3 separate regions of the Mus musculus genome follow, and all the other regions are linked to region 1. Evidence: chromatin loops called from intact Hi-C (ENCODE). Cell type or tissue: heart. All regions are shown on one strand. Links, peaks and the distances in the headings refer to the core of each region. The heading gives the core; the rest is flanking DNA.

Region 1 (9,994 bases), core at 2,921-7,920:
ATATCCCCCTTTTTTTGAAAGATATTTCCAATGGGACAAGAAAAGGGGTAGGGGACGGGAAACTTTTTGATAATAGCAGTTGTGGTTTTATTGTGTCCAACACATCAATAAATGAACTTCAAGCCTGAGCCTGTAGGTGCCCAGACTCTCCTTGCCCAGGCCTGGGCACCAGCCCCCCCTCGCCTGTTCTAGGAGGAGGAGAGGGTATTGGAGGTGGCCTGGCCATAGTGTTTAACCCGTGTGAGGTGTGCACATCAGAAGCACGGAGTGGGCACCGCAGGTTGTGGGTGATAAGCTCACTTGATAGCACAAGCCTCTGATGGAAGGCTTGTCAGCTCCTGGGAAGCTGCTACTGGGCTGCCTGGTTCTCTTCAGGCATCTGAGGTAAGAAAGAAGGGCTGGGGGCGCGGCTTATCCCACCTTCACCAGAGCAGCAGGTGCATAAATACAGAGAGAGTATAAATATAAAGTCCAGCTACTAGCCAAAACCAACCAGGAGGGATGGACACTACCCTGTTGGGCAGGTTAATAGACAGCCGCTCGCTCGCAGCACTGAGCAGAGTGCACCCCTGCCCCCTGGTGGTTAAGAGAGGCCGTCCAGCCTCCAGGGCCGGTAGGTGTAGCACCTTAAAGAGGGTGGAGCAGGGGCAGAAGACACACAGGAGGCCCAAGCCACCAGCTTTAGAAAAGTCACAGCGCTACCCGTGGCTCTAGGTGACATCCAAGCTTCTGTCAACTCACATACGAGAAGACTGACGCTCAGGGGAGAAGAGTCTTGCTAAGTCTCAGGGCATGTGACAGCCCAGTCATCACTCCACTCTACCTCAGCCAATAAGACCTCTGCTCCTGGAACAGGAAGAGGAAGTGAAACAACTGGGAGATGGGTAGAGGTCAAACAGGAAATGCCACTCCCAGGAGCCTGACTTTACCAGGCCTTGAACAGGCCAGAGGAAAGGTCAGGGTGGAGGATGAGGAACCAACCCTAAGCCAGCTCGCACAAATGTATGCTTACAGTACCTAGTCTTTTGTTTTAAGGCTGGTACTGTGTGTATGTTAGTGGCAGGAAATTCAGAGTTGGGATCCCTGATAGGAGGCAGATCCTGGACTGGGCGCGTTGGCATGACGGCCCTGCTTCCTGCACCAGGCAGATGGAAGGGACACTAACCCATAAGTGTCTAGGTGACAGTGGAGAAAATATGGTCAGCTGGGGGAGGGGTGGGAACTATTATGGAAGGTCAAGGGAGGGCCAACAATCAAGTTCACTTGCACTTCTTGGAGTTAAGAGAGGACAAAGGTGGCACTGGCCTGGGCCAGCCCAGCTTCCTGTCCTAGAGGGTCACTCCCCTACCGACTGGGAAGAACAGCTTGCTTATGCACCCTGTGCTCGCCACCCATCCCGGAATGGGCTTGGAATGGTGAAGCAAGAAGGGCAGCTATTCAGCCATCCAAGGAGCCGCTGCCCTTGTTCTTGCGGCTGAGGGGGAAGGCAGACTTGCTCTGCGGCTGGGTCATCTTGCTGGCCAGGTAGATGAAAGGCTCTAGGAGGGAGCGTCGGTCAGCCACCGACACCTCCCATAGCTTCACCTTCTCGGACTTGGCCCAGTGCTGGGCCACGTCAGGGTCTACGCGACGCTGCTCCTGCAGGTCACACTTGTTGCCAAGGACCACGATGGTGACCTGGAGAGGACAGATGAGAACAGGGACTGTCGGCATGCAGTGGCTCAGGACCAGGTGTAGCCATCAGCTGTTTCTGGCCAACAGCTGGGGAGGATGCAGTTCCCAGAGGACTTCTGGAGGACTAGCAAGAACACAGAGCCCCAGAGAAGGAAAACTAGACCGCGCTTCATGTGCTAGGAGGGAACCTAGTAAACCAAGAAGAAGACTCAGCGATTGAGCTCTCCTATCATGTGGCCCACTACCTCTTGTGTGGGTTGAAGACCCTCTCCAATGATCTTCCCGGCCTTCTAGCTCCTAAACTACCTCTTGGCAAATGCGCACAACTGGGAATCATGCCAGCACCCTGTCTCAGTCAGGGTTTCTATTCCTGCACAAAACATCATGACCAAGAAGCAAGTTGGGGAGGAAAGGGTTGATTCAGCTTGCATTTTCCACATTGCTGTTCATCATCAAAGGAAGTCAGGACTGAAACTCAAGCAGGGCAGGAAGCAGGAGCTGATGCAGAGGCCATGGAGGGATGTTCTTTACTGGCTTGCTTCTCAGCTTGCTTTCTTATAGAACCCAAGACTACTAGCCCAGGGATGGCACCACCCACAAGGGGCCCTCCACTCTTGATCACTAATTGAGAAAATGCCCCACAGCAGGATCTTATGGAGGCATTTCCTCACCTTAAGTGCCTTTCTCTGTGCTAACTCCAGCTGTGTCAAGTTGACACACAAAACCAGCCAGTATACACCCGAAAGCATACCGAGGACCCACGCTCATGCTCTCCTACCACTGGGCTCCCAGCAGAAGTCTAGGACATGTACCTCCTTCTTGTCCTTGGACTTGTCGATCTCCTTCTTGAGCAGCTCGACGCGCTGGAACGACTCTCGGCTGTCTGTGCTGTAGACCAGGACGTAGCCATCGGTGCAGGAGAAGCAGTGCTTGGGCAGCTCGGCCCCATCCCGGAGACCCCGTGTATCATAGAAACGCACCTGCTCCCGCACCCCTCGGTCTGTCTCGATGGAGCCTACATAGATGTCCTCCTGGGTCTCGATCATCTCAGAACCTGGGTTAAAATGAGTCAAGAGAGATGGGAGATGGGAGCAAGGTAGATAGCCTAACAAGCCGACCAGACACAGGGCATAAGGAATATGGGGGCTCGGGAGAGACCAGACTTGAGAGTGAGACCGAGTGTCATGTCTTTATCACACCAAGCAAAAGGGCAACACAGAACTGGGTGTGGAGACACACACCTTGAATTGAAGCTCTTGGAGGAGGGGAGGCAGGGGCAGAGACAGGTTGATCTGTGAGAGTTCCTGGCCAACCTGGGCCGTACAGTGAGGCCCTCTCAAAGACGATAACAACAAGGCGGGCAGTAATAGAAGCAGACACCCTACATCCACCTCTGGCCAAGTGCTGTGGGGTGGGAATGGGCTTCTTCCTATCTTGGCTTTGGGTTTCTTCCTTCTAGATTTGTACAATGTCATAGAACTTGGGTGGTACAATGTTTTATTTTCCCCCTCCATTGTGGGGTTCAAACCCAAGGACTAGTACATGTTAGACCAGGGCTCTGACAGTCAGCCCTGCCTCCAGCCCTAATTGGGAGGGTGTGAAAGCAGCTGGTGTCCTTTTTAGCTTTTGGATTCAGGATGTGACCAGATCCTTCACTCAAGGTCTTCTGCCAGTCTCCCGGGCCCAGCAACACTCACCCACGACATGGTTCCCGTACAGAAGCTGCTCAAGGATTGAAGTTTTGCCCACAGATGCCTGGCCGCACACGACCACCTTGCAGCTCTTCCCCATGCTTAGCTTTCAACCTAAAAGGACAGAAGCCGTGTGGTGAGGGAAGACAGAATCCAAACAGCAGGCCAGGGAGCATCAGGGAGTTAGCACCACCCTGATGTTTACCGAACTACTGAGCAGTGAGCTGTAATTAACCTCCTTATCCCATGAGTGGCCAGGATTTGGCACACAGCCAGGGTGGGGTTAATGGCACCACAAAGGGAGGGGCTTAGAGAGTGGGGTGACAAAAACAGCTGGCCGGGTTTGTTCCTGTGCACAAGATAGGGCACCAAATACTGAAGGAAGTTCCACAAATACTCCTGTTCTTTTTGTTTGATTTTGGGGGGAGGGGGTTGTTTTGAGACAGGGTCTCATGTACCCCAAGCTGGCTCCCAGCTGATGAAATAGTTGAGGCATATGCACACCAGGCTGTTTTCTCCTTTTAACCATGACTTCCGTGAAGAAAGAAGCAGGGATTTTAGATTCTTCTTGACATCTTTTCCTCAGGGAGAGTGTGCAAATATGGAGAAAAACTTTCTTTCTTTCTTTCGGGGGGGGGGGGGCGGGGTTTCTCTGTATAGCCCTGGCTGTCCTGGAACTCACTTTGTAGACCAGGCTGGCCTCGAACTCAGAAATCTGACTGTCTCTGCCTCCTAAGTACTGGGATTAAAGGCGTGCAACCACCACTGCCCGGCATAACTTGCTTTCTTGAATGACTAATTTGGATGGCAATAAATTCCATTTAACCATTCCCAGTTGAATCCACCGGTAAAATAAAGATCTGACAAGAAACAGAATAAAGAGAAAAGTGCTTCCGAAAGATGGCTTTTACATCCCTTGAACTGACAGGCACAGAGAAAGCTCAGATTTATAAACTCTCTTGAGACTGCAGAGAGAGGTCCTTCTAAAGGGAAACTTCCTGACACAGGCACCCGGGGAGCGCCAGTAATCGCCCCTTCCTCCTCCCCCCAGAAAGCAGAGATCCAGAGGTAAGCCTCAAAGGGGTCCCAAGCAGAAACCTCTCCAGGAGAGTTTCCTGTCGCTCATCTCCACCCCGTGGTGTGAGCCTTTTAGTAAGCGACACTCGAGAGGCTGCCAGAGGCCGCCGCCACAGAGTACCCCTGAAGGGCACCCCTCAGAATCTCAGAGGCAATCACAGGACAACCAAAGTGAATCCGAGACAGAGGCCGCGCTGAGCCCTGCCTCCCAGCTCCATACCTCCCGGGTCCCCGCAGCACTCCCGCTGAGGTGCCCCCCGGAGTGGGCCGGACCATGGGAGGGGCAGCTCGACCGTAAAGACGGCCCTCTTCCTCTGGGTGGAAGGACTGACCCAGAGGTCCCGCCCCGCAACGGCCAGCCTTCAAGACAACTTCCGGCGGCGTAAAGTGAGCGCGGATCGCACAGCGCCCCCAGAGGCCGGCGGGGAAATACCCACCAGAACTTGTGTCTGGTTATTAAGCCGATGTTCCAGGCTCTGACACTAAAATGTTCTCTCTCTAAAAGACAGTGACCAGTGACGTTTCGTTCTATCATCTATGCGACAAGTTTTCTTTTTCTTTTCTTGGCTATGCTATGCTATGAATGGAACCCAGGATCGTGCACATACTAGGCAAATGCTCTTTGAGCCTCAATTTTTTTCTTTTGATTTTCAAGACAGGGTTCCTCTGTGTAGCTTTGGCTGGCCTTGAAATCACTCTGTAGACCATGATGGCTTTGAACTCACAGAGATCCACCTGCCTCTGCCTCCCGAGCGCTGAGATTAAAGGCACATGCCACCACGCTCAACTAACCATGCAATTTTTTTGAACTTAGAATGGAGGCTCACATTTGAATCCCAGCACTTGGGAGGGTGAAGTAGGGAGATTTTCTGAAGACAACATAGTCTATACAGAGACCCTGTCTCAAAAACAAACAGACAAAGAAACCAAACACCCCAGCACCTACTTTGTCTTGTTTGTGCCTTAAGTAGGGCCATATACAAAGGAAAAGCTACAAGTTAGAATGATTGAACCATAAATTCATTGTCTAGAATAATTAGCCAGCCAAAGTAACAATTAAAACCAACCATGATGAATGCTGTTATTGAAGTGGGGTGCTATGGGCATGGCAGAGGGGCATTTAACTTAGAGGTGACAGGTACCAAAGAGGAGGGAGGAAAGGGGGGTGTCTGTGTTCATGTTTGAAGGGCCGAATAGCACAGAGATTTCTGAAGCAGAGGAAATACAAGAACCATGACATTTCTTGTATCAGTCTGGGTTCTCTAGAGTCACACAACTTATGGAATGTCTCTATAAATTAAGGTGATTTACTGTAATTACTTACAGTCTGTATTCTAACTAACCCAATAGTGGGCAGCTGTGAATGAGAAGTTCAAGAATCTAGTAGTTCTCTCAGTCCCACGAGGCTCGTTGTTTCAGCTGGTCTTCTGCCTAAGCTGGAATCCTGAAGTAGTAGGTTCCAACAGATGTGCTGGCAAGTAAGTGCAAGCAAGCAAAGAAGAGTGAATCGCTCTTCTTCCAACGTCCTTATGAAGGCCTCTAGCAGAAGGTGTGTCCCAGATTAAAGGTGTGTGCCACCAGGTCTGGATCTGGAACTTGCTTTGTTGCAGGCTGACCTTACACTGAGATCTGCTTGCCTCCATCTCCTGGGATTAAATGCATGTAACTACCTTACCTGGGTTTAAGCTTTTCCTGGTCACTATTCCTCAAGATCTCCATGTCAAGATCCAGGTTAGAAACCTGTGTTCCAACCTCAAGATCTGGATCACAGGTGTGCCCTGCATTTCTGGATTGTAGTTCATTCCAGATTCGGTCAGGTTGACAAGCAGGGCTAGCTATTACACAGAGGAAATACAACAAGGTTCATGACAGTTTTGGAGCCAGGAATCCCTAGGGGCTCAGTATTGATTGCAGAGACTAGCCAAATAATGAAGATGTGTGGGAGGCCAGGGACCAAACACCACAATAGCACGCCATTGGTAAGTTTATTACAGGGAAATGACACACTCCATCCACTTTTGCAAGAAAGGTCATTCTCTCGGAAGAGCCAAGGCTTGGCAAAGATGAAACTGAGGATCAGTTAGGAGACTATTTGCAGTCTCTAAGTTTATTGTTTAAGAGTTTGGGATGAAAAGACTTGGGGGATGTGTGGTGTGGGGACAAAAAGCATTGATGACAAGGTTTCAAGCTAAGGGCAGTGGGTCTGTGTGATTTACCCCAGGTTTCATGTTGAACAGATGAACAGAAGAAATCTAACATAAGAAATTCAGGAAGGAAGAAAAAAATTGTTTCCCCCCCCCCCGTTGTTGAAAAATGGGTGAAAAATTAAATTCGTTAATTAAGGCAGTGGTTCTCAACCTGTGTGGGTCATGACTTTTTTTGGCAAACCTCTATCTCCAAAAATATTTACATTACAATTCATAAGAGTAGAAAATTTATAGCTACAAAGTAGCAACAAAAAATAATTTTACGGCTGGGGATCACCATGACAGGAGGAACCATATTAAAGGGTCACAGCATTTCAATTCACTGAGGTCCAGCTATCATTCTCTATCCAGTGGCCCAGGTAGTTTCCACTCCGTCAGTAATGATAAGGACCTACAAATAAGGTTAGGGACTTTGACACACACTTTCCTTAAGGGAAATTTAAATTCCATTGTCTTATTTTCGTTCCTTTTGGCTTTAAATTACAATTTCAAGGTCGTCTCCTCCCCACATTTAACCTCAGAGGGCCTCAATTTAATCCAACACTGTTGTGTGTGGTAGTGGTACTACAAAGATAATTATGCTGTCTTCCCAATCCAGACAACATCTGGCCAGACAAGCGTGCTGGGTAGAGTTTATGAGAAGTAGGAGTACAGGGGACACTGAGGAAAAGGGACCTCACCCCATGAGCTGCCTTATAAACTCCGGGGCAGGGGCTGGCGCGCCATGTCATCCTTTCTAGGCTTAACGCTGAGATGGCACTCCCAAGCGGCTGACATGAAAGCAGCCTCATAAAAGGGTCCGCGTCATTGGGGTGATGAACCAGTTGGTGCTTAGAGATCCGTGGAGGATGAAAGGAGCAGGGTGAAGACGCCCTGCGTTCCCCTCGCTTGGTTGGGCAGGGCTTCCAGGAACTGATGAAGCTGGGGATTGGGCTCAAAGTAGCTCTTCATGCCTTTCCAGGGAGGAAGCTGTGGACACACTGCAAAGTCAGGAAGGTAGTCTTGGGGGGGGCTTTTCTTCCTCAAGTGTCTTGGGGACCCCGTCTCCACCCACCAGGGACTCCCAAGCGTTACCGGAGGCTCTCTAGGATTGCTAGTTGTTATGGCAACCGGGCTGTAGGGATACTGAGGCAAGCTTAGGCCCAGAGAGGCAACCTCCTTCTGTACCCTCCTCCTATTCACGGGTAAAGTGGCGCCCCCTACGCACAGGAACCGTCCCTGGGCCCCCGCCCCAGCGCGGAGACCACCGTGGACCTCCAGGGATGGAAGGCCGCTCTGGCCCCAAGCGGAGCCTCTCGTTGGTAGACGGGCTCGAGGGAGTCCCTCTGGGCGCGGCGCCGCCGAGCGGCTCGATGCTCCGACCGGAAGTGCTCTACACCGTCTGCCTCCCACCCGGCTCTCTGGTCCCGGCGGTAAGATGGCGGCTACCGCGGAGTGCGATGTGGTAATGGCGGCGACCGAGCCTGAACTGCTGGAGGACGAAGACGCCAAGAGGTAACCAACCGGGTGGTAGAGTCATGGAGGAGACGAGCTTGCAGCTCGTGGCTTGGGGCAGGTGGACCCGCCAGCGAGGCAGCCCCCAGATGCAGAGACGATGGCTCTCCTGCAGACACCCCCCGCCCCCATCTGAGCTGGAGTCGACCGAGATCCCTCTGAAGGGGTACACTTAGGGGGTCTGCTGTCCCCTTCTGCTTCCGCCTAGCAGGGAGCTTGAGGCATGGTCTTGTTCTGCCGCGGGGAGGAAGGTGGACTTCATCGTGGAGGCCGGGTTCCCGGGCGGGGGCGGGGGGAAGGGTAGGAACCCCAGAGGTCGGCTGCAGAGTGGGGGAGGCGTCGCGGCGACAATGACGACTTCCTTAACAGAGCCCCGACCTCCGCCCGCTCTGGTTAACTTGTGTGCATTGTTGCCCGTCCTGACTGGTCGTCTCCGAAGCCCGCATTCTCCTCCTCACTTCCCTTTCCTCACTAATGACCCTTAGTGGTCTCTAGTGTGAGGCTGAGAGAATTGGATGCTCACTGTATGGACCTGGTCGCCCCCCACTCCCCGATAGCCGTAGAAGTTAAGAATGGATAGACAGAAGGGCGAATGAGGAGCTTGTCTCTTGCAGTACGGGGGCAGACGCTTCTTCGCCATTCCTCCCAAGAGCATTCTTAAGCTCAAGGAGAACAGCTGTTTAAATGCAGTTGGCACTGCTGGGCAGCTGCAGTGGCTCGGGATTGCTAGTCTGGCCTAGCCTAGGGAGGTGCTGAGTGAGTGGTTTTTCTCGAACACTTGGTGAATTCCGACACCAGCTTAAGAACGGGTTTTCAAAGCGGGGTGGGGTGGGGTGGGGTGGGGGGGTTAGAGTACGCTTGGGAGCGGGCGGGACTTGTTCTGATACCAAAGGTGAACTGATTCTTTTATCAGTAGCATGATTAATTTGATCCTTTTCTTAGGATGGACTACAGTCCCCTTACTCTCCTTCCCTTGTGGTTCATGTTCATACCAAGCCTGTAGGGAATGTCTTCAGGCTGAATAATTTGAACAGAGTCAGTTCAGGAGGTCTAGAAATCAGGATTCTGAGGGGTTTACTGTCCAAGTTAGACTTATAAGCGGTACTCGGAGAGATACGGGGAATATTGTAGTCATCAGGTGTATGGTAGTACCTGACTTGAAAGCTGAGATGCTAGACAAAGTGTAGTTGATCAAGAGCTATCAAGTTTAGCCTTGCCTCCTCCTCCTCCTGTTTGAGTTTCCATGTCATTACAGTGTCTGGAGTTAAGCATCATCCGCTCCTATATAACTTAAGGTATTGCCAAATGAGAACGGAAGCCCCTCGCTAACACAAACAGAGCTTACATTTTATTTTACTTATATTTGGAAAGAATTTAGTGCTTCTTACTGCTATAAATAGGGACTTTGGCTATATGTCATTTGAGGAATCTATCCTACTCAAGTGTAAATCTCCTGTAGAGAGTGTCACTGATTCGGACTTGAAACAGGTCTCTATGTAGACCAGCCAGTCTTGAACTCATAGAGAACCGTTCATCTGCCTCTGCCTCCCAAGTGCTGGACTAAAGGTGTGCACCGGTTACACTAGGCTAACTTCTGTGTCCCCTCTCTAAAGCAACTCCTCCTTAAAAGACCAGATTAGCTTTAGAGGGTATTTTGTCATAAATGGTCATAAATGTTTATGGACAGATATATTAAACAAAGGCTGAGTATGGTAGCACACATCTGTAATCCTTGCACTTGGGAGTCAAAGGCAGAAAGAGCTGGAATTCATCAGTCTGGGTTTTATAAAAAGAAGCTAGACGTGGTGCTCACCATAATCCAGCACTTGGAGGCAGCGGCAATCGGACAAG
Region 2 (9,994 bases), core at 3,247-8,246, 320 kb before region 1:
CTTCTGGTCTGTCTGAAGGAAGTGACAATGTACTCACATACATTAAATAAATAAGTAAATAAATAAATAATAATAAAAACGGAAAGAGTCAGGTGCAGATATTTGCACTCAACCAATGGACAGAAGCAGCTGACCCCTGTTGTTGAATTAGGGAAGGTTGAAAGAAGCTGAGGAGAAGGGTGACCCTGTAAGAGGACCAGCAGTCTTAATTAATCTGGACCCCTGAGATCTCTCAGACACTGGACCACCTAACAGACAGCTGATATGAAGCCAGCTGATATGAAGCCCCCCCCAACACACATACAGTAGAGGACTTCTGGGTTTGTGTTCATTCAGAGATGATGCACCTAACCCTCAAGAGACTGGAGGAGGCCCCAGGGAGTTTAGAGGTCAGGTGGGGTAGGGGTGGGGGCATCCACTTGGAGACAGGGTGGGGTGGGGAGGAGGTGTGGGACGTGGAACAGTCGTAGGGTGGATGGGGGGGGGCGGGTGTACTGGCTAGTTTTGTGTCAACTTGACACAGCTGGGGTTATCACAGAAAAAGGAGCTTCAGTTGAGGAAATGCTTCTATGAGATCCAACTGTAAGGCATTTTCTCAATTAGTGATCAAGGGGGAAAGGCCCCTTGTGGGTGGCACCATCTCTGGGCTGGTAATCTTGGCTCTATAAGAGAGCAGGCTGAGCAAGCCAGGGGAAGCAAGCCAGTAAAGAACATCCCTCCATGGCCACTGCATCAGCTCCTGCTTCCTGACCTGCTTGAGTTCCAGTCCTGACTTCCTTGGTGAACAGCAGTATGGACGTGTAAGTTGAATAAACCCTTTCCTCCCCAACTTGCTTCTTGGTCATGATGTTTGTACAGGAATAGAAACCCTGACTAAGACAGCGGGGAATGAAATATGAAGTGTAAAAAATGAATTAAAAAGAAAAGAAAAAAGAAAAACCCTATTTCTCTCTCTCTCTCTCTCTCTCTCTCTCTCTCTCTCTCTCTCTCTCTCTCTCTCTCTCTGTGTATGTGTTTCTAACATGTCTGTATGCCATAGCATGTGTGGGAAGGTCAGAGGAAAACTTGGAGTTGTCAGTTTGCTCCTTCAATCATGTGGGACCCTGGCCATTGAGTTCAGGTTGTCAGGCAATTGCTTTTACCTGTTGGGCCAATTAGAAAGCTCACCCTGTCCTTGGAAGTGGTCCTTTACTAAACCTAGAACTGGCTCTGCCCACTGACCTAGGAGCACACTGGGCTTTGAGGAGATCTGGGATCAGGTCTTTAGGCTTGCATGGCAGGTAGGCTATCAAATGAGCTGTCTCCCTGGCCCCCAACTGAGTTTATGAGCTTGAGCCACAAAACAAGTCTTTCAACTTTAGTGTTCTACCAGTGGATTCTATGGCCTCTCCTATTTGCTAAATGATCGGTGTGTGTGTGTGTGTGTGTGTGTGTGGTGGGGGGTAAGAAGAGAAAATGTGAAGGGCAAGGTGACCTTTACCTGCAGCCCGAACTTTGGCAGCGGGAGTCAGGAATGTGGTTGTAGGCTAGCCTGGGTATCATAGAGAAACCTTGACTAAACCAAACTTTGACAAAAGAATAATGGTTATATGTGCTTTGTCAGCAAGGAATCATTAAACAAATACTAAATTATGTTATCAGAGAGCTAGTAGACTAAAGGGGCCATCAAGTTCAAAGAGAATTAGGAGATATGGGGAATATCTGGGAATATCCTGCTGTGAAGATGAATGCTGTGCTCCGTGTGTGTGTGTGTGTGTGTGTGTGTGTGTTCATGTATGCTTGTGTTCTTCTTCCCCACCCCTCCCTAGGTGTATATATAACAGTTTTCACGCTGGAGTGGATCACCCAGGTAATGGGAGACTTAAGTTCAACATTAATGACCCTACATTTGCTTCTTGCTTTGCAACTAGGTATGGAGCTGCGGAAGTAGCTCAGTGATGAAGCATGCGCAGAGTGATCAAAGCTCCGGACTCTATTCTAAACCTTACACACTCATAAAGATGGATCTGAAGTGGTACTCGAGGTCTCGATCTCCAGGCTTTGGACAGGTTTCAGGCATCTCGGAAACCATAAGTAGACATGAGTAAAAGCCTGGGCCGTCTCTCTCCTGGGGCCTAGAATTCATAGTCTCTGTCAGTCTCACAGACTATCTGTGACCCAGGAGAGGTTGAGAGTCATTGATTCTTCTCGCCAGAAATTAATAACGATATCTATCTTTAGGGAAATAGACTGATGGAGGAAGAAGGTGAAGATTTTTATTAAAAAAATTTCAACCTAGCTGGGCAGTGGTGGCACACGTCTTTAATCCCAGCACTTGGGCAGCAAGAGGCAGGTGTGTATCTCTAAGAGTTTGAAGCCAGACTGGTCTTCAAACTGAGTTTCAGGTCAGCCAAAGCTACACAGAGAAACCCTGTCTCGAGAAACAAACAGACATGGCTGGAGAGATGGCTCCGTAGTTAAGAGCACTGCTCTTCCAGAGGTCCTAAGTTCAGTTCCCAGTTACCATATTGTGGCTCACAACCATCTGTAGTGGGCATCTGACGCCCTCTTCTGGTGTGTCTGAAGTATATAGCTACAGTGTACTCATATAAATAAACAAATCTTTAAAAACAGAAAAATCTGCAGCCTTCCACAGGTGTGGGAGGAATGTTTTCAATCTCAGCTCACTCAGGAGATAGAGGCTGGAAAAAAATCTCTGAGATCCTAAGATCCTGTCTCAAGAAAACAGGATACTAGTAAGAAAACAAAAACCTGAAGTTTCCTGAACTGTGTATATTAGCTGTGTTTTAAAATATACCATTGGGGGATTATCTTTGTGGAGAGGTAACAGCCCCTTGTAGATTTTAGATTTTTATCTTTATCTCTCTTTGTGCTAATCACCAGCAATACAAACACCAATAGGTGTACTTGTAAGTCCCTACCATCACATATACATACAAATCACTGCAGTACGCAGAGTTCATTCTCTATGACAGAAAGCCAAGCATATACACGTACCATGAACTGCTGATTCCAACTCAGTAAAATCTGTACTCCCAACATACAAGACGTGAAATAGGTCAGATAATTTCAAGAGCGTCAAGACCCCCCCCAAAAGACTAAATGGATGTTACTCCTAACTCCTGCCACTCTAGTTAAGCAGTAGTGGGAAAGTGTGGAAGAACTGGTTTGTCTCAATTGGACATTTAAGTTTAATGGTGAAAGACTAGTTAATGTTAACAATGAATCCTAAAATCATCAGAATATTTTATGGGCTTTCTCTCTGTGTGTGTTAGCTTCAGTTCTTAAAATTAAGTGCCTAATTAAAAGTGATTTAATTTTGTCTGCACGTTTTTCTGCACAAGGTGTGTGTCTTTGCTGCGGGCAGAGGCCTGAGGAGGGCTTCAGATCCCCCCCCCCCCCCCAGACCCCAGAGTGGAGTTACAAATGGCTAAGAGCCATCTTGTGGGATGCTGGAACTTGAACTTGAATTTTTACCAGGATCAGCCTGGCAGTCCCCTTAACTTAGGCATCCCTCTAGCTCCTAAAATAAGTACCTTTTAATGGAAACAAGTTGGTCAAAACTATCTTTCAGAATTTCAAGACCCAGTATAACAGTTTAAAAAAAAAAGAACTCAGACACACGTGGAAATGGCAAGTACTGTGTATTCGTGTCAGCTGTCATGCATAGGCTCTCTGCATTTCTGTGAGCTGACCAATCAGCCTTGCTGTTGAGATTCAGGTTTGAAATGGTGGAACAGAGAACCGGGTTATAGCCACTATTCTCCCCCACGCAATCTAGTAATTACTCTATTTCCACGTCATATTTCCGGGTGTATGCCCATAATCACGCAGAACTGAAGTTCAGAGCAGCCAGGAGTTGCCCATGTTCTTTTTTGATGTCTCCACAAACCCAAATGCTTAAGTGGGGTGACACCTGGGGACCGCCTAAGTGGCTGATTCCCACGTGGTAAGGAGCTCACAAACTCGCCCCCACGTGGTGCCAAGGGCCGGGAAAAGGGAGAGCGGGCAGAAGCGAGCCGTATCAGGGCATTTAAAGTGTCTTGACGTCACGCACTGCCAGGAACTCAGCTGAGTTTTCAGCAGGACATTCCGCTAATGTCTCCTCCCTCCCCCCGGGCTTTTTTGTAAGCTAGGCCTCTGCGCGTCCCTTGGTCGCGGAGGGAGGAGCACAAAGCTCTCAGAACAGCCAACTCAGGGAGGTGTGCCCAGAGCTCTCGACCCCGCCTTCTCTCCTAGAGGCGTTTTTCATTGGTTAGTGGGCGGGGCTTAGGAAGTACAGCGCTCGCCCGGAGGCCTCAGGGTGGCCTAGCCAGCTGGCCATTCCTTAATTATGCATGGAGGCGTGTCTTGGCCAGTGGCGGCTGGGTGGGGATTGGCTGGAGGGGCTGTAATTCAGCGGTTTCCGGAGCTGCAGTGTAGACAGGGAGGGGGAACCTGGGGTTCCGACGTCGCGGCGGAGGGAACGAGCCCTAACCGGATCGCTGAGGTACAACCCCGCTCGGTGTCGCCTGACCGCGTCGGCTAGGAGAGGCCAGGCGGCCCTCGGGAGCCCAGCAGCTCGCGCCTGGAGTCAGCGCAGGCCGGCCAGTCGGGCCTCAGCCCCGGAGACAGGTGAAGGGGGTGCAGGGTGGGGCCACCTCCCCGACGGCACGGGGGACGGCATGGGGGACCCCACGGTTCGTCAGCTGTGGGGGTGCTTAGAGCTGTGAATGGACACTTACATGGGGCAGGAGGATAGGAGGAGACACACAGGGTCGTCCCGGCGGCACTGACGTCCGGATGACAGGAACCAGCCTGGGAAAGGAAGGGACGCTGTAAGTTTCGAGGGGGAGATGCGGAGAGAGAGTGGGGAGTTCTGGGGGGTGTAGGACCGTGGGGGGGAGGACATTCTAGGCTGAGGGTAACAGAACTGACAGAAGCGGCCCTCCTGTGACTGCTCCCGGAGGCTAGGGACGTTCGGGCCACCAGAGCCACTGCCACTCAGGTGGAGATCATTGGGGTGGAGGCGTTAGAAGGAGCCTCCTTCCTGCCCCTGTGCTGGGCCTGGCCGTTCCTTGCCTAGCCACTTTCTTTGCCTTGCTCCCGTTCCTTCTGTAGTCAGCTGTACCCACTTAGGAGGTGGGAACTGTTGTGTCTCTCCTCCTGCCTCTCCGCCCCTCCCCCTCCCCCTCCCCCCCCCCCCCCAGCCTCTGGGACTGGCTAGATTTTTTTCTTAAGAATCAGATTTCCTATAGAAAATTGACAAACTTGTATCCTTTCTAAATTCTCTCCCATCTCTTTCTGTGTTAAGCTATGATTTCCCCCACCTTGTTAAGAACACTTTTTTTTTTCCCAATTCAAAATAAATCCCTGGCCAAACCAGCTCTAAAGAGCAACAAACCTCTTTCCTCTTTGACATTGTTCTCTCATAAACACCTGGTAAACTCGACGAGACGATAAATAATTGAGCCATTGCATTTACTGGATCGTGGTGTTGCTTAATTGCACAGGCCAGGGTGAGCCAATCAAGAGTGGGAGTTTTCTGTCTCATAGCCAAGCTCTTGTGTAAAAGCAGAAGCTAGGGAAACAAAGACAGGCTGGCCTTGGCTGAGTTCTGTGTGTAAACTTTACCTGTTGGGGGGTGTGTGGCTATAAATTGGTAAGTTGGCAAAATCCAGACTGTTGCTCAAGTCACTTTTTTCATACCTGGTCCACATCCCTCGGTTGTATCAATTGATGTGTGTATGGGTACTGTCAGTGCTTATTCAGTTTCCTTATTCAGAGTGTGTGTAGTTTATACCTGCTGTTTACTACAGTGCTTATTTGTGTATGCATTGTGAATGTTGGGCTGTCAGTGTAGGTGCAGCATGGACGTGAATATATTAAAGCAATAAATCACTTCTATCTTCTTTTTAATGTGGAATTAGACTGTTAGGATTTGAGCCAGCCATTTTTTCTCTTTTTATATTAAATAATGTCTATGTTCCTTGAGGAAACATGTTTGTTTCATTATTGCATGTGCCGGACCAGAACACTAAGCGGGATCTTTTAATTTTTTTTTAGTTTTAGACTTTATTTATCTTTGTTCTATGTGTATGAGTGTTTTGCCTGCATGCACGTCTGTGCCAGTGTGTGCCCAGTGCCCTAGGTGGCCAGAAGAGGACATCAGAGCTTCTGGAACTAGTGACAGATGGTTGTGATCCACCACCTGGGTCCTGGGAATCAAACCTAGGGCTTTTGGGGAGAACCACTGGGAAGAGAATCTGGAATAATAATAATGAAAATGTTGGAGTGTTTGTTCTTAGTGTTAGCACACTCCCCACAAAGAACCATTAGCAGATTCATGAATCTTTTATTTTCATCTGTAGTTCATCGGGACAAATAACCACTTAGAGATAATCCTCAGTTATGAGGCTCTCGATAGGGGCTGAGAGATAGCTAGGTGGCTCACTGAATGCTAACCTCATTTTGTAGATAAGGAAATTGAGGCCAATAGGCCTAGACACTTGCCTTAAGGCATCGTGAGTTACAATGGTTTAACGTCTGCCTTTTACATATTTCTTGGTCCATGCTTAAGTATTCAGTTTCAATTTAGAGTGAGTATGTTCCCTGTTGAGAAGTATCAGAGAAAATCTGAATAATGAAACATTGGCAGCTGAAAGCCAAAGTAACTGTTCTGTGTCTCACCCTCTCTCCTCCCTCTCCCCCCTCTCTCCTTTCCCCTCCCCCTTCCCCCTCTCTCCCTCTCCTGTTAGCATAATTTACTGTCAAACTTCAGCTATTTTTTTAATGGAGATGTTTAGGCAAATTTTAGCTAAAGGGCGGCTGTGACCTCAATGACATTTCAGCCGGAGAGCCTTGTGGTCAGTGGTCGTTTCTGTCTGTAGAAAGTTCCTTTTTCTTTTGTCTTGACATCCAAATGTGAGAAGGGCGCGGAGGTAGTGAGCACCTTCCTTGATGCCCAAGCCCAGAAGCCTTTTAGCTGATGTTTTCTAAGAGATGGTGATGGTGTACAGCTCAGAGAATACTTAACCTCTCTGACATTGTGAAAAGTGCTAGGGAGAGTGACATCTTGTGTGTAGATTTGCAGGCTGTTGGAGCAACTTGATAAATGCTTTATTGTCTAATACAACACGTTGATGTCATTAAGGAGAGCAAGGCATTATTACTTACACCTGTGCCTTCTGTCCCTCCCTGCTCTCTTCTTTCCCTCAGTTTCCCTCCCTTTTACTCTCCTTTTCTCCCTTTCTGGGGACGAAACCTAGGTTGCTAACAAGCACTCTACCACGGAACACATTTTATGTCATTCGGATTTTAAAGTTCTAGCCAAATAAAAAAACCAAAAAACTCATCTAAAGAGTGCTTGAAGGATAGCCCTAAATCTTGAAGGACTCCTGGTGCTGTGGACCGGCCTCAGTGAGATGGTGGAGGATGGCATTGGCTTGCTGTCTTTGATGGTGAAAAGAATGTTTGGCTTGCTCTGGTGCAGATAGTTGGGATTACCAGATTGTATTTGGTGGCAAATTCTTGGAAATAATTTGTTTAAAGGAGTAACATTTGGAAGAATGAATTTCTACTATGGTTCTCATTTTTTTATGTTATGTTTGCTATAACTTTATTCAGCTAACATACACACACACATACACACACACACACACACACACACACACGCATGCACACATGCTAGACGGATGAATGGTGCTGGCGGCACATGCCCTTAATTCCAGCACTTGGAAGGCAGCAGCAGTGGATCTCTAAGAATTAAGGGCCAGCTGGTCTACAAATTGAGTTCCAGGCCAGCTAAGACCCTGGCTTAAGATGAACAGGAACAAAACACTAAGCAGAAGCTGGCCATGGATGTTTCATGTCTGCAGTTTTAGCATGTGGCTAGCCAAGAACTGAGGCCAAAAAAAAAAAAAAAAAAAAAAAAAAGTGAGTTTGAAGCTAGCCTGGGTTACCTAGTGAATTCCAAGTCTGCTTTGAGTAGCTAATAAGACCCTGTCTCAAAAAAGGCTAGGCAGGTCTGCTGGTATATGCTTGCAATTCAAGGATTTGGGAGACACTGGCTGGAGGCCCACTACCAATTTAAGGCCAGGTATTCTGCGTAGCTAGCTGGAGACTACCTAGCAAAGCCCCGGTTCAAGAAAAAGTATTTTCACAGAGACAGGAGGATTGCTGCAAATTTGATCAAGGGAAGCCTGGGGTTCATGGTTTCAGGCCAGCTGGGGCTATGTAGAGAACCCCGTGTTAAAGAACCAAACCAGAACAAAACCACAGCAGCAGAGAGTAGAAGCTGGGCAGGAGCCAAGGAGAATGAGTATTCAAAACCCCACCCAAGTTCTCATGGAACTGTAGGCCTAGTGGGGACCAGAGTGCACACTGTTGCAGTATTCACCTAAGGCAGAGGAGTGAGTGGCTCAAGTCTGAGGCTACGGAGGCAGAGAGACCTGGGATCCGATCCTGGATTCACTGCTTCTTGGTCAGAAGCTAAGCCTCAGTCCTGCCTGTCCCACCACGGCCACCCCCCAGCTCCCCTCCTGTCCCACCACGGCCACCCCCCAGCTCCCCTCTGGTTTTTTTTTTTTTTTTTGAGACAGAGTTTCTCTGTGTAGCCCTGGCTGTCCTGGAACACTCTCTGTAGACCAGGCTGGCCTCCAACTCACAGAGATCTGCCTGACTCTGCCTCCCAAGTGCTGAGACCAAAGGTGTGCACCACCACTGCCTGGCTGAGCCTCAGTTTTCTTACCTAACTTTAAAAAAAAAAAAAAAAAAGACAGACAAAAGGGTGGGGGGAAGGTCGGTCTGTTGGCATGTTGGCACATGCCTACAACTTGAGGTATACAGGGAGACCCTCTCTCATGCAAGTGAAATGTTTAGAGCATGCAGCTCCACAGCAAGAGCCCTGTATATCTTAAGTTCTTAGGAAAAGGTCCAAGGATAGAGAGGCTCATTCTATACAGGGGTGAGAGGTTACAGGAGGGCTAGTTTCCGGGAACACCAGAGCACTTACAGGAGGGTTAGGAATTCTTGCAGAGCTTGTACAGTTCTTTCAAGGTGGTGGGGGCGTGGATGTGCTGAGCTTAAAACAGCATAGTGGGTTTAGGGGCTAAAAGTGGAAGCTCTTAATTGAGGAGAAGGAAACAGGAAGGCCACAGAGCCACATCTTTTATGCCTTCTCTTCTGATCATGTCACTAGAACTGTGTTTTAAAAAGATTGAATTCTTTTCATGATAGTAATATATGCTGTGTTAAAAAGCTTTACCTGTTTTCCTGTTAATAGTTCAGTGTGTGTTTTCCCAGACACTCTTTAACTTACCAGTTCATTTTGGATCTATTTTATTGAAAATCATTTTAACAGCTCAACAAAATAATATGGAAGGCAAATCTACCCCCATAAGAAAGTGATGTTTAGACCTTGGCTTTCCATCTTGCCAGCTCTATCTGTGGTAATAAATGACTTTACTCACCACTGAACAATTGACCTGACCTTTGACCTTTTAAATGCGTCAGTCAAGAAACTCACATTCTGAGCTCTCCTAAGGTAACTATTGCTTGGGTGATGTGCTTGAGGGTTTTGTGGTACATGGACAGACGCAATGGCATTCTAAAGCAGCGCTATGAGGCCAGACACCTTGGGTTTGAATTTTCAGATACAACACCTCTTTGTCCTTAAGGCTGGTTGCTTTAACATCTCTGAGTTTCAATTTCTTTGTCCACAAACTGCCTGCTGGGTCCACTCACAGGGTAGCTGTGAAGACCGAGTGAGATCATTTGTTACATCATAAGAAATTTTGCGTGGTGCCTAGCACGTAGCTAACATTCAAATGATATCAATTAACACTGAAATCTTCAATCTTTCTCTCTGGTTACCAAGTTGGGCAAGTTATGATTCATGGCACCATTAGTGACCTGAAGGAAAGAAAGAGTAATTAGGAGATTTTGACCTACAGGGGAAGCTAAGTGACTAGGGACTGGGGATTTACATGGTGACAGAGGAGATATATCTTTGACA
Region 3 (9,994 bases), core at 1,996-6,995, 95 kb after region 1:
TGTTGATTCTTTGTAAATTTCATATCCTGCACCCCAACTCCTTCTTCCTGTCCCCCTTAGTATCAACCATTGGAATGCTCTGCCAAAAAGAAAATTAAAACAAAACAAAGCATCTCATCGTGGAAGCTGTAGTGTGTCACAGTGTGTCACATAGTCTACCCATCGTGGAAGCTGTAGTGTGTCACATAGTCTACCCATTGTGGAAGCTGTAGTGTGTCACAGTGTGTCACATAGTCTAACCATCGTGGAAACTGTAGTGTGTCACATAGTCTGCCCATCATGGAAACTGTAGTGTGTCACAGTGTGTCACATAGTCTGCCCATCATGGAAGCTGTAGTGTGTCACAGTGTGTCACATAGTCCCTTTCACCCATACTTCTTTACCTGAACATGTTCATTGCAATGAGTCATTGATCTGGTTTGAGGCCTTTGGCTTCTTCTACACGATCAATACTGGAGTTTCATTGGAAAGTCCTTTTAGAGATCCTGTTGTTGACCTATAGAGATACTGTAGCTTTGGGGGTGTGCCAAATCAAAGCCCTGGATGTGGACCTGGGTGGTAGCTGAGTTGGTCAGCTCACCAGCCCTCCTGCACCACACCACCAGGGCGAGCTTCAGGCAATTTCCAATTTTTATTGATTTTGCCAAATTGACATTAAAAAAAAGTTTATAGTTGTTTCTTACCTGGATACTTGTTTAGGCGTGTTCTTATTTATTTATTTATTTGATTTTCTTCTTTTTTTCTTTTTTGTTTATTTGTTTGTTTGTTTGTTTTTCAAGATAGGATTTCTTTGTGTAGCCTTTGCTGTCCTGGAACTCACTCTGTAGACCAAACTGGCCTTGAACTTAGAGATCTTGCTGCCTTTGCCTTCCAAGTGCTGGAATTAAAGGCATACTCCACCACCACACAGGCTGAGTGTCCTTTTTTCTTTTTTCTTTTTTTAAAATTATGTTTATTAGTGTTTTGCCTGCATGTTCATCTGTGCCATGTGTGTGCCTGGTGCTTGCAGAGGCCAGAAGAGAGCATCATATCTCCTAGAATTAGAGTTATGGAAGGTTTGAGCTGCCATGTGGGGTGGTGGGACTTGAACCTCAGTCCTGGAAGAGCAGCATCAAGAGCTCTTAACTGCTGCGCCATCTCTCTAACTCCAATGTTTTGTTTTGCTTGGAGAAAATCTTACTGTATAGCTAAGGCTTCCCTCAAACTCCTGATCATCCTTCCTGAGGCTCCTGAATGCTGAGAGTATTGGGTTCCCTTCCCATAGCCGTTCTCCCTCTGTGAGTGGGGACCCTTTAGGGGGGCTTTGAATGACTCTTTCACAGGAGTTGCATATCAGATATCTTGCACATAAGGTATTTAAATTATGATTCATAACAGTAGCAAAATTACAGCTATGAAGTAGCAACAAAATAATTTATGGTTGGGGTCAGTACAACATGAAGAACTGTATTAAAGGGTCGAGTGTTAGGAAGGTTGAGAACACTGCCTTACCACATTCTGCTGGAAATTCCCTTTTTTTTTTTCTTCCTTTCTTCTTCTTCTTTTTTTTTTTTTTTTCCTGTGTATAGCCCAGGCTATCTTGGCACCTGTTTTGTAGACCAGGCTGGCCTCGAACACACAGAGATACACCTGCCTCCCAAGTGGTGGGACTAAAGGTGTGTGCCACCATGCTGGACTAAAGGTTATTCTTTCTAAACAAAGGAATAGTTGTGTTGTAGACCAGGCTGTGTGAAACTCATAGAGATCTACCCGCCTATTAAAAAAAAAAAAAAGCTATTATTGTGTATATGTAGGGGGACACAGGTACTACAGTTTATGTGTGTGGAGTTCAGAGGGCAATTTTGTGGAGCCATTTTTCTTTAATTGCCGTTATGTGGTTTTGGCAATGGAACTCGCATCATCTTTTCATAGCAAGTCATTTACCTGCTTAGTCATTTTTCTAGGACACCCCACAGGTAATTCACATTAACTACAGTCTTTTGGTTAGCTGGTGAAGACTAGCTAGTCCCAAGGGTCCACGACTTATTCCAGCGTTTGGGAAGCTGAGACAGGAGGAGGATAGACATTCAAGGTTGTTCTCTATTTAAACAACAAGTTTAAGAACAACCTGGGCTACATGTTACTCTGTCTCAAACAGAAAACAAACAGACTTTAATAAAAACTCTGAATTGCTGTCCTCCAGGGCCTGAATTTGAGCAACTTCAGAGACGATATTTATTTACTTGGGGAGAAGTGATCACTCACAGAGATTTGGGTAGGTTCTAGGCCTCTCCCTCAACTGCAGGAGCAAGGGGCACTCTAAACTGTTATTTCTAAAGAATGAGTATTAGGGAAGGGACCAAGAAAAAAAAAAAAAAAAGACGTCATCAAGGAGCACACGCTAGCCAGGAGTGGTGGCACGCCTTTAATCAGGAGGCAGAGGCAGGCGGATTTCTGAGTTCGAGGCCAGCCTGGTCTACAAAATGAGTTCCAGGACAGCCAGGGCTACACAGAGAAACCCTGTCTCGTAAAAAACAAAACAACAACAACAAAAAAAAAACCCAAACAAACAAAAAAAGGAGCACACGCTGGTCAAGAATGGGTGTTACAAGTTCAGCCATCCAAAGACTGGCCGAAAAGGGCCTGGGAGTGGGGGGCCTTGGGAAAGTGTTTGCCCAGGAGAGTGTTGCAACATTGTTGCAGGGAGCTTTTGACCCAGGGTTTTTTGCCAGGGGCACAGCCATGCAGATTCTCTGCACCCTGGGCTGACGCATCACCTGAGCTGATTAAAGGATGATTCTGGCCTCCTTCCTAGAGCTGGAAAATTGTTAGTTTCTGGGTCCATCTGGGAAGACATACTGGGACTAGGGGACAAGCAAGAGAGGCTTCCACTCCAGGGAAGCAGTGAATTCCTGATTTCCAGGACCTTATGATTTATCTATTCTGCCCCAGAAGTTCTCGGGTACCTGTTAGACTGGGCGCTCCAGTTTTGGGTTTGGAAAATATGTTCTATCTTTCGCAAGTAACAGAAAAGAGGAGGTTGTTCATTGCTTTCGGTGTCTTAGTTTGAGGTTGGGGGAGGGAGCAAGAGGTTGGGCAGGGATGGCCCCAGTCCTAAGTTTTAATCTCAGATAAATGATCAGCTCCGCCCAGATCCGCGCTCAGGTGAGCCTGTAAGAGGACTCGCGTTGGGACTGGCGTCCTTCTGGCCTCACTAGTTTACCCCTTCCTCCAATCTATGTCCTAGGTCGGACAGTCTGATTGTGTAGCGTGGTCGTGTAGACTGGCTCTGGTAAATTCCCTGGGGAGGGTTCCAGGAGCGGAGAGGCGACACGTGTGAAAGGAAAGCAGACGTAGCTTTTCAAAAGCAGGTCTAACGCACTGGGTTTGGTGTGGCGGCTTACAAGAGCCTGGGATAAGAACGTCAGTTGCTCTCCTGGGAGGGAGGAAGAGGACGCCAGGTCCAGGGAGAAGTGCTATAGCCTTTTGGGCCAACAACCCCCTCCCTCAGCTACCCAACCCGGCGGCTGGCCGGCCCAGCCCCTGAAACGATCAGGCCACAGCCCCCAGCCTCGTAGGTTCTCCTCCTAGAGCCGCCCGGCCCATCTCCCCATCCTAGGCCCCGCCCACGGCCCCGCCCACGTCCGGGACTACAAGTCCCATCAGCCCCAGGTCAGGCCTGAGGGCGGGGCCACCACAGCAGCGAATGGGGAGGAGCCTAGAGCTCAGGCTAGGGAACGCGTGTGCCCAATCGCCGGGCTGCTTAGCCTGTGAGCTGATGGGGGGCGGGGAGGAGCCCACTTGGGCCGGAACAAAAGCCGGATCCCCGGCTGCTGCAGGCGGCTGGAGCGATCCGAAGAGTTGGGGTGAGCTGGTGCTTACGGACAGAGAGCCACACTCAGGCTTTCTCGAAGAGGTGAGTACGGCAGTCGTAGGCGCGGGTGCGACCCCCCAGTACCCACTAAGCTTCCTGCTTCCCTCCCCCAACCCGGAACCACCTCCGGGCTCCCTGGCTGGGCGCTCCCGCGCGCTCCCTGCACCTGCTCGGAAGTTTTGTGCGGGTCTAAGCTTTATAGTAGTCTTCTCCCCAGCCGCGGGCCGCATGTCTACACCCTCCCAATCCTATTCTAGTTCCTGGGAGTTTGCACATTGCTTGCCACCGACCTTACTTCTCCCTCCTCCGGATTGCCTTTGCGCGTCCTGCTTCTTCTCAGCTCCACCCAGGGCCAGCTCTCGAGTCTAGTCGGGCTTTTTTTGGGACACTTTTTTGGGCCCCATTCGGGTTCCCCACCGGATGCCGGGGCGGGTAGTAGAGATGGCGGTGGCTACTCTCTCCACGCCGGCCGCTCGCAAGCCGGACTCAAGCAGGCCTGTCCTGTTAGTTCTGTGGTGAATCCCTTAAGCTCTATGTCGAAGTGTAGGGAGCGGGCCCTGGCCACGCGGGGTCGTGCTGCTTCAGAGTGCCTGAGGCCTTGCTGCGAGGACTTGGCTCCGGAGCGACGGCGCTGGATGGGCTCTCCCTGCTAAGGAGCTCCCTACTGGTGTAGCCCCCAAACAACAGATGGTCGGAGTGCTCAGGAGTCTGGATGAGACAAGCACCTAGGGTGTGTGTATGTGCGCGGGCGCGCGTGTGTGCAAAGGATGCTACCTACCTCTACCTCCTGTCAGGCCTGGCAGAGGTCTGGTCCCCAAAGCTTGCTGCTTTCTTCAGTCTTGAAATTCTGCTATGAGGGATCCCTCCTGACATAATTTTGGAAAGGACAGCATAAGGCACTTTAGTCTGCCAGCCAACCCTGTCTGTCCCCGCTTTAACTTTGCTCAGCATGTCGGGTTTCTTTACTATCGAGAGATAACTGTCCTGGAAAGATCATTTCCACCTCTTAGAAAGCTGCTTAAACGCTCCCCTCTGCGGGGGGGGGGGGCAGTAAAAGGAGGCCTTGAAGACAGAGTAGCTGCTGTTTTTAATCTCTATTTAGACACTGTCTGCTGTAGCAGGGAATACTCGGAAGAGTTCTGTCCGTTCCTTTGCTATAGGGGATTGCTTGCTTGTCATCCCCTCCCCCTCCCCAGCCCTTAAAGTGAGAGTGTTTTGTCGACCCTCCTCAGTGGGTCCCAGAGGAGTCTTCTTTAAAAGCAGGCTTCATTCATTCACCCTTCCCTCTGGGCTGCTCCTGGGGCCTCAGTGAGTGAATTCAGTCCTCAGGCAGTCACTGTAGAAAATAGCCCATTCAATTCAAAAGATCCCTTTCTTGGAGAGAGATAGAGACAGACAAAGACAGAGAGAATGTGAGTGTGTGTGTCCATATATCTAAGTGTATAGGTGCGTGTGCGTGTTGGAACCTTGGGCATGGTTCCCACTAAGAGTTTGCAGGTTATTGTTAACAGGTAACAGTTTGTTGGGGGAGTGGGCGCTCAGCTCTGCTGTGAAACCATCCATCACGAATTTGACAGCGTGATCAGCCGCTGAGAAAGGCTTTGGGGTGTGTGTGTGTGGGAGGGGGGTGTCCTCCAATCCCAGATTCTGATGTACTTTTGTCACATTGTTCCTAATAACGGAAGTTTTCACATGTTTGAGTAAGCGCATACTTACTTCCCTCACGGTTTTCAGGCTTTTTAGATTCTGAAAGAACCTCACCGATCCATTGCTGTTGAGAGCAGGGAATTGATGAGTGAAGTTTTGATTGATCTCTCCTGGGGCCTCCCAGGATGTATGAGCTGCCCTGCTGAGAGACCAGGCCCTTCCACCAGTTAGTCTAAGAGTCCTTTGTCTCAGCCTTTCCAGCCAAGCCGCAGTGCTCTGGTGGCACATCTTGTTTTGGTAAACTGGCAAACCGTTCCTGTATCATCTCCCTATTTTTTTTTTTTTCCTCCTGACCAGAGACACCCCTTCACCCACCTCATGGTGATCTGAGACTTAAGAAAATTGTGATTTCCTTCAGTTGCCTAAGGTTGTGTTGTCTCCTTCATCCTTCCCTTAGCTGGGTCTTGGGTCTGTTTTGGGAGGTACTAAATTCTGGGGACTGTGGTCAGTCTTCTGTCAACTGGTTTATGCGTAGGCATAGGCTTGGCCCAGGGGCTTCCTTTCTTCTGAAGTGTGTGATTTTGTTTTTGAAGGTGTATGAGTGGCTGGAAGTGGTCAGTGCCGCCCCCTCCTCTTTCTGATTAAGGTGCCCTGGGCTGCATTCTGTTTGGGAGGTGGGTAGGGGTGGGTGTGCCCATTCGATTTCAGGACCAGTTTTTCTGGTCTGAGTCAAGAAGGTTGGGAAATGGAACTGGAGTGGGTGGGGGTGGAGGACTCTGGGGCAGTGGGGCTGGTTGGGGCGTCTCCTTCAGAAACAAATTAAGGAGTTCCAAGCCATCCCAGGAGAAGCCCCTTTCCAGCTACCTACTTTGAACCCGGCCCCAAGCTGAGTATGCCCATTGTGGTGCCTTAGAGATAGGGGAGGCAGCCCAGCCAGGGCTAGCATCTGAAGTCTCTCCAGCGTGGCCGATTGGCAGAGGAGTTGAGTGTGACCCTGTGACTCTTGCCTTCCCTGGGCTAGGAGAGAATACTAACCTTCCTGGGCGTGTCAGCCCCTAACTTCCCCTCCTTACACGGACTTGACTTTTTTCTCTTGAGCAAATGCAACAGCTTCCATTCCGGCCCTTTCGAAGACACAGGGGCAGCTTGTCTTGGTCCAGGCAGGCACTTGGCAGGACTGCGTTTCCTTTTTCCATCTCTTCTCAGTGCTCTACACAAGCTGCTCTGGGGCGGAGTGGGTGTGTCTGGCAAGGTAGTGGGCAGGAAGGACGAGAGAATTCTCCTTATAGACTCTTTCTGAGTCGAAGGGGGCCCAGTCAGTCTTGGGAGAAATGGTCTTTCTCTTAGGCTGCAGTAGCTGTTTCCTAGAGACTCGGTTGTAAGAGTGTTAGGACCAGAGTCCTAACTGGTGAGTCTGCCTTCTTAGGCAAGTTCACGCCCTCCCTCTGAATTTTGAGAAGTGGGATTATGCCTCTTAGTGGACTTGATGCGTTCCCATGAGGTAAGTTATTTCTTGCAGTGCTGGGGAGCAAACCCCAGGGCCTTATGCGTGTTGGGCAAGCACTCTGCCAATGAGCTATGCTTGCAGCTCCGAAGATAGCTTCTGCCTTCTCCCCAGTCCTGGCTCAGTTTAGGAATGACTAGTACAGGGGGGTCCCCAGAGAGACCTCTGTTTTGCTTAGAGGGTTTTGCTCCAAGCTGACAGCTCGGATGACTCAGTGGGGTGGATGGGATGATCTGTAGGTCATAGTTTCCTGCCCTGGGACTGCTATGTACTTGGAGGTGGGAGTCTAGTGTCCTAGTTGAAAGGAGCTTTGAGGTAACTCTTTCCTTCCTCTTACCCCACCAGGGCCTGTACTCTATTAGGGGACAGGGGATATATGTGAGTCAGGCTGGGAGGGGGATGAAACCTAGGAAGAAAGCAAGGCCAGCAGTGTTCTTCACAGGTCATAGGACATAAAGAATAGTTCAGTGTGTCCGGGCCCATCTCATAGAACAGTATTCACATTTGGATCTGACTCTTGGACTTCTTTCCTAGCTTCCCCTTTGATCTGCCTTTTACTCTGGACTGAAGGTGGTTGTGGCCAGCTAGTTTGCCCAGAGGGAGTAGAGACAAGGTTAAGGTCAATCCAAGAGTTCCAGAAGAACTTTGCAGGTTTTTGTTGTTGTTGTTGCTTGTTCTCCTTTCTTCTCTCCTTCCCTCCCTCTTTCTCTTTCTTTCTCCTTTTGAGACAGGATCTCATATGGCCCAGGCTGGCCTTGACCTTGTGATCCTACCCCCTCTCCCTCCCAGGTGAGGGGAATTATGGGAAGACACTACTGTATCTGGTGCTACGTTCATAATTTTTACAATTTTCTCACCTCTAGATCTAGATCTGTCAACGACGCTGCTTTGGGGACACCTCCCATCCCCTCCTGCCAGGGTGGCCCTTTTTCTTTCTCTTGAGAAAAGCCAAGATCTAGTTTTATTGTTTGGGGGGGAGTTGGGAGTAGATCCAGCCTGTTGGGGAAGATAGTGCTTTGACCTTCCTGCCCAGACTGACCATGCAGGTCCTCTTCCCCTTGTAGGTAAACCAGGTCTCTCTGCAGCCATGTCAGCCAAGGCAATTTCAGAGCAGACCGGCAAAGAACTCCTGTACAAGTACATCTGCACCACCTCGGCCATCCAGAACCGGTTCAAGTACGCCCGGGTGACTCCCGACACAGACTGGGCCCATCTGCTGCAGGACCACCCGTGGCTGCTCAGCCAGGTAAGCTCTGCCTGCACCCTGAGCCCTTCTGTCCAGCTCAGGCTCTGAGGAGGGGAAAGCATTTGCTTTGTTGGAGGTGTCTCAAGGAGCGCCGTGATTGCAGACTTGCTTCTGTGTCTGCTGCAGCTGGCCAAGCAGGGTCTTGCGTTTGCTCTGGGCCCTTCATCTGGAACCAGACAGGCTGGTATCCAAATCACACCTCTCCATTTATGAACCATGTGGCCTGAGGCAAACCATTTCACGTCTCTTGATCTTAGGTCCCCATCTGTCAAATAGGGATAACACTTTATGAGCTATAAGGATTAGCAGGAACATCCAGGAAGCATTTAGTGTGCTGTCCAGCAGTTGGTAAAGGCTCAGTTAAAAAAAAAAATCACTTATATTTGGCCTGGTGGCGCCTTTAATCGCAACACAGGAGGCAGAGGCAGGAGGATCTCTGAGTTGAAGGTCAACCTGGTCTACAAAGTGAGTTCTATGACAGTCAGGAATATTACACAGAGAAACCCTTTCTTGAAAAAACAAAACAAAAACAAACAAGGCTTCTACTTCCCTTCCCCAAAGTGGGACATCTCAGGACATCTAAGAAGTGGGACCTTGAGTCTAGAGAGATGGCTCAGTGGTTAAGATCAGGTATTCTTCTTGTAGAGACATGGGTGTGACTCCAGCTTCTACTTGGCAGCACACAGCCATCTGTAACTCCGTTTCCAGGTGATCTGATGTCCTCTCCCGCATACATGTAGGCAAAGCACGCCTACACATAAGAATGAATAAAGAAGTGGGACCTTGTACTTTGTGAAAATGGCTGATGGCTAAGCATGGGGGAGACCAGCGTAGAGGAGACACGCTTAAGATCCCTTTATACCATCTTTGGGGTGGCTTTGGGAAGCCCTTGACTTCTGTGGCAGGCCCAGACAAGGCTTTATGATGTTTTGGTTTTTTCCTTTCCGAGGCGGCTGGGATGGTAGTAAATTTCCTGGTACTGGAGCTAGGGACTGATTTGCCTGGCCTGTTGTGGTTAGGGTTTAAACAGGGATGGGGTTGATCAGATTGTCTACAGAAGTCCTAAGTCTTAGGCCACAAGGACTGGCCCATGTTTTAAACATGGTTGGACGACGCAGTTAATTCCTCACAGAAGAAGAGATTGCTTATTCAGCAGATGTCTCGGCAGTGTCTACCCTGCCAGGCTCATCCTGGCTGGGGTAGTCAAGGAAGGCTTCTGGGCAGGAAAGTGGCCCTTCTGGATACATGTGAGCTGGATCTGGAAGCAGGGCGATCAAAGCCATACAACTTCACTCCCCACATTCCCGTTTCCTTCCTCAACCCCTTTCATTGCAGAGCTTGGTTGTCAAGCCAGACCAGTTAATCAAACGTCGAGGAAAGCTTGGCCTCGTCGGGGTCAATCTCTCTCTGGATGGAGTCAAATCCTGGCTAAAACCTCGCCTGGGACATGAAGCCACTGTGAGTCTTGGTGTAGTGATGGGGGAGGTCGGGATGGTAAGAAACAACATGGTGACCTCTAGATCAACCAACCGATGGCTCATAACCTAACCCAGTCACATAGTAGCAGAGAAAAAAGATGGCATGTGGATTGCCCTGGCTGCAGCCCAGTCTTGCTGGTCATTCCCAGCGCCTTCCTCAGAAGATCAATCCACTGATACAGATAAGATGCCCTTATAGAACAATTAAGGAGCTAGAAGCTGTGACTACCAACATGGAGCTAGGGCTTGTACTTATGCTGAGAACT

The links. Hi-C counts contacts between places; a loop is a spot of excess contacts. Peaks named below come from ENCODE experiments on the same cell type or tissue, not always from the same donor. Only the 100,000 strongest peaks of a DNase experiment are listed, where the experiment ranks them.
Region 2: a loop joins it to region 1, with 2.9 times the contacts of the local background. A loop is called at or near these places in 1 of 42 quality-filtered maps.
Region 3: it touches region 1 in a loop (2.0-fold over the local background); 1 of 42 quality-filtered maps calls a loop at or near these places.

The regions. Positions count from the first base shown.
Region 1 is chr11:100,617,677-100,627,670 of GRCm38, reverse strand. Nkiras2 (NFKB inhibitor interacting Ras-like protein 2) reads right to left here and starts at 4,716. Exons shown (of 4, transcript NM_028024.2): 1 at 4,663-4,716; 2 at 3,372-3,479; 3 at 2,487-2,728; 4 at 69-1,677. The coding sequence starts at 3,465. The coding sequence ends at 1,438. It overlaps Dnajc7 (DnaJ heat shock protein family (Hsp40) member C7), which reads left to right and starts at 8,044. Exons shown (of 14, transcript NM_019795.5): 1 at 8,044-8,143. The coding sequence starts at 8,067. Zfp385c (zinc finger protein 385C) reads left to right here. Exons shown (of 9, transcript NM_001373887.1): 9 at 1-128. In heart, for the core only: CTCF peaks have their summits at 4,856 and 7,906; DNase peaks (open chromatin) are centred at 3,640 and 4,740; H3K4me3 peaks cover 2,639 bases; H3K27ac peaks cover 1,746 bases.
Region 2 is chr11:100,933,876-100,943,869 of GRCm38, reverse strand. It overlaps Stat3 (signal transducer and activator of transcription 3), which reads left to right and starts at 4,330. Exons shown (of 24, transcript NM_213659.3): 1 at 4,330-4,614. It overlaps Gm46295 (a long non-coding RNA gene), which reads right to left and starts at 5,532. Exons shown (of 2, transcript XR_001780333.2): 1 at 5,384-5,532; 2 at 3,628-4,797. In heart, for the core only: CTCF peaks have their summits at 4,046 and 6,139 (motif pointing right); DNase peaks (open chromatin) are centred at 4,329 and 5,559; H3K4me3 peaks cover 2,224 bases; H3K27ac peaks cover 2,078 bases.
Region 3 is chr11:100,521,696-100,531,689 of GRCm38, reverse strand. Acly (ATP citrate lyase) reads left to right here and starts at 3,690. Exons shown (of 28, transcript NM_134037.3): 1 at 3,690-3,895; 2 at 8,069-8,250; 3 at 9,586-9,708. The coding sequence starts at 8,092. In heart, for the core only: a CTCF peak has its summit at 4,425; DNase peaks (open chromatin) are centred at 3,689 and 6,429; H3K4me3 peaks cover 3,664 bases; H3K27ac peaks cover 2,755 bases.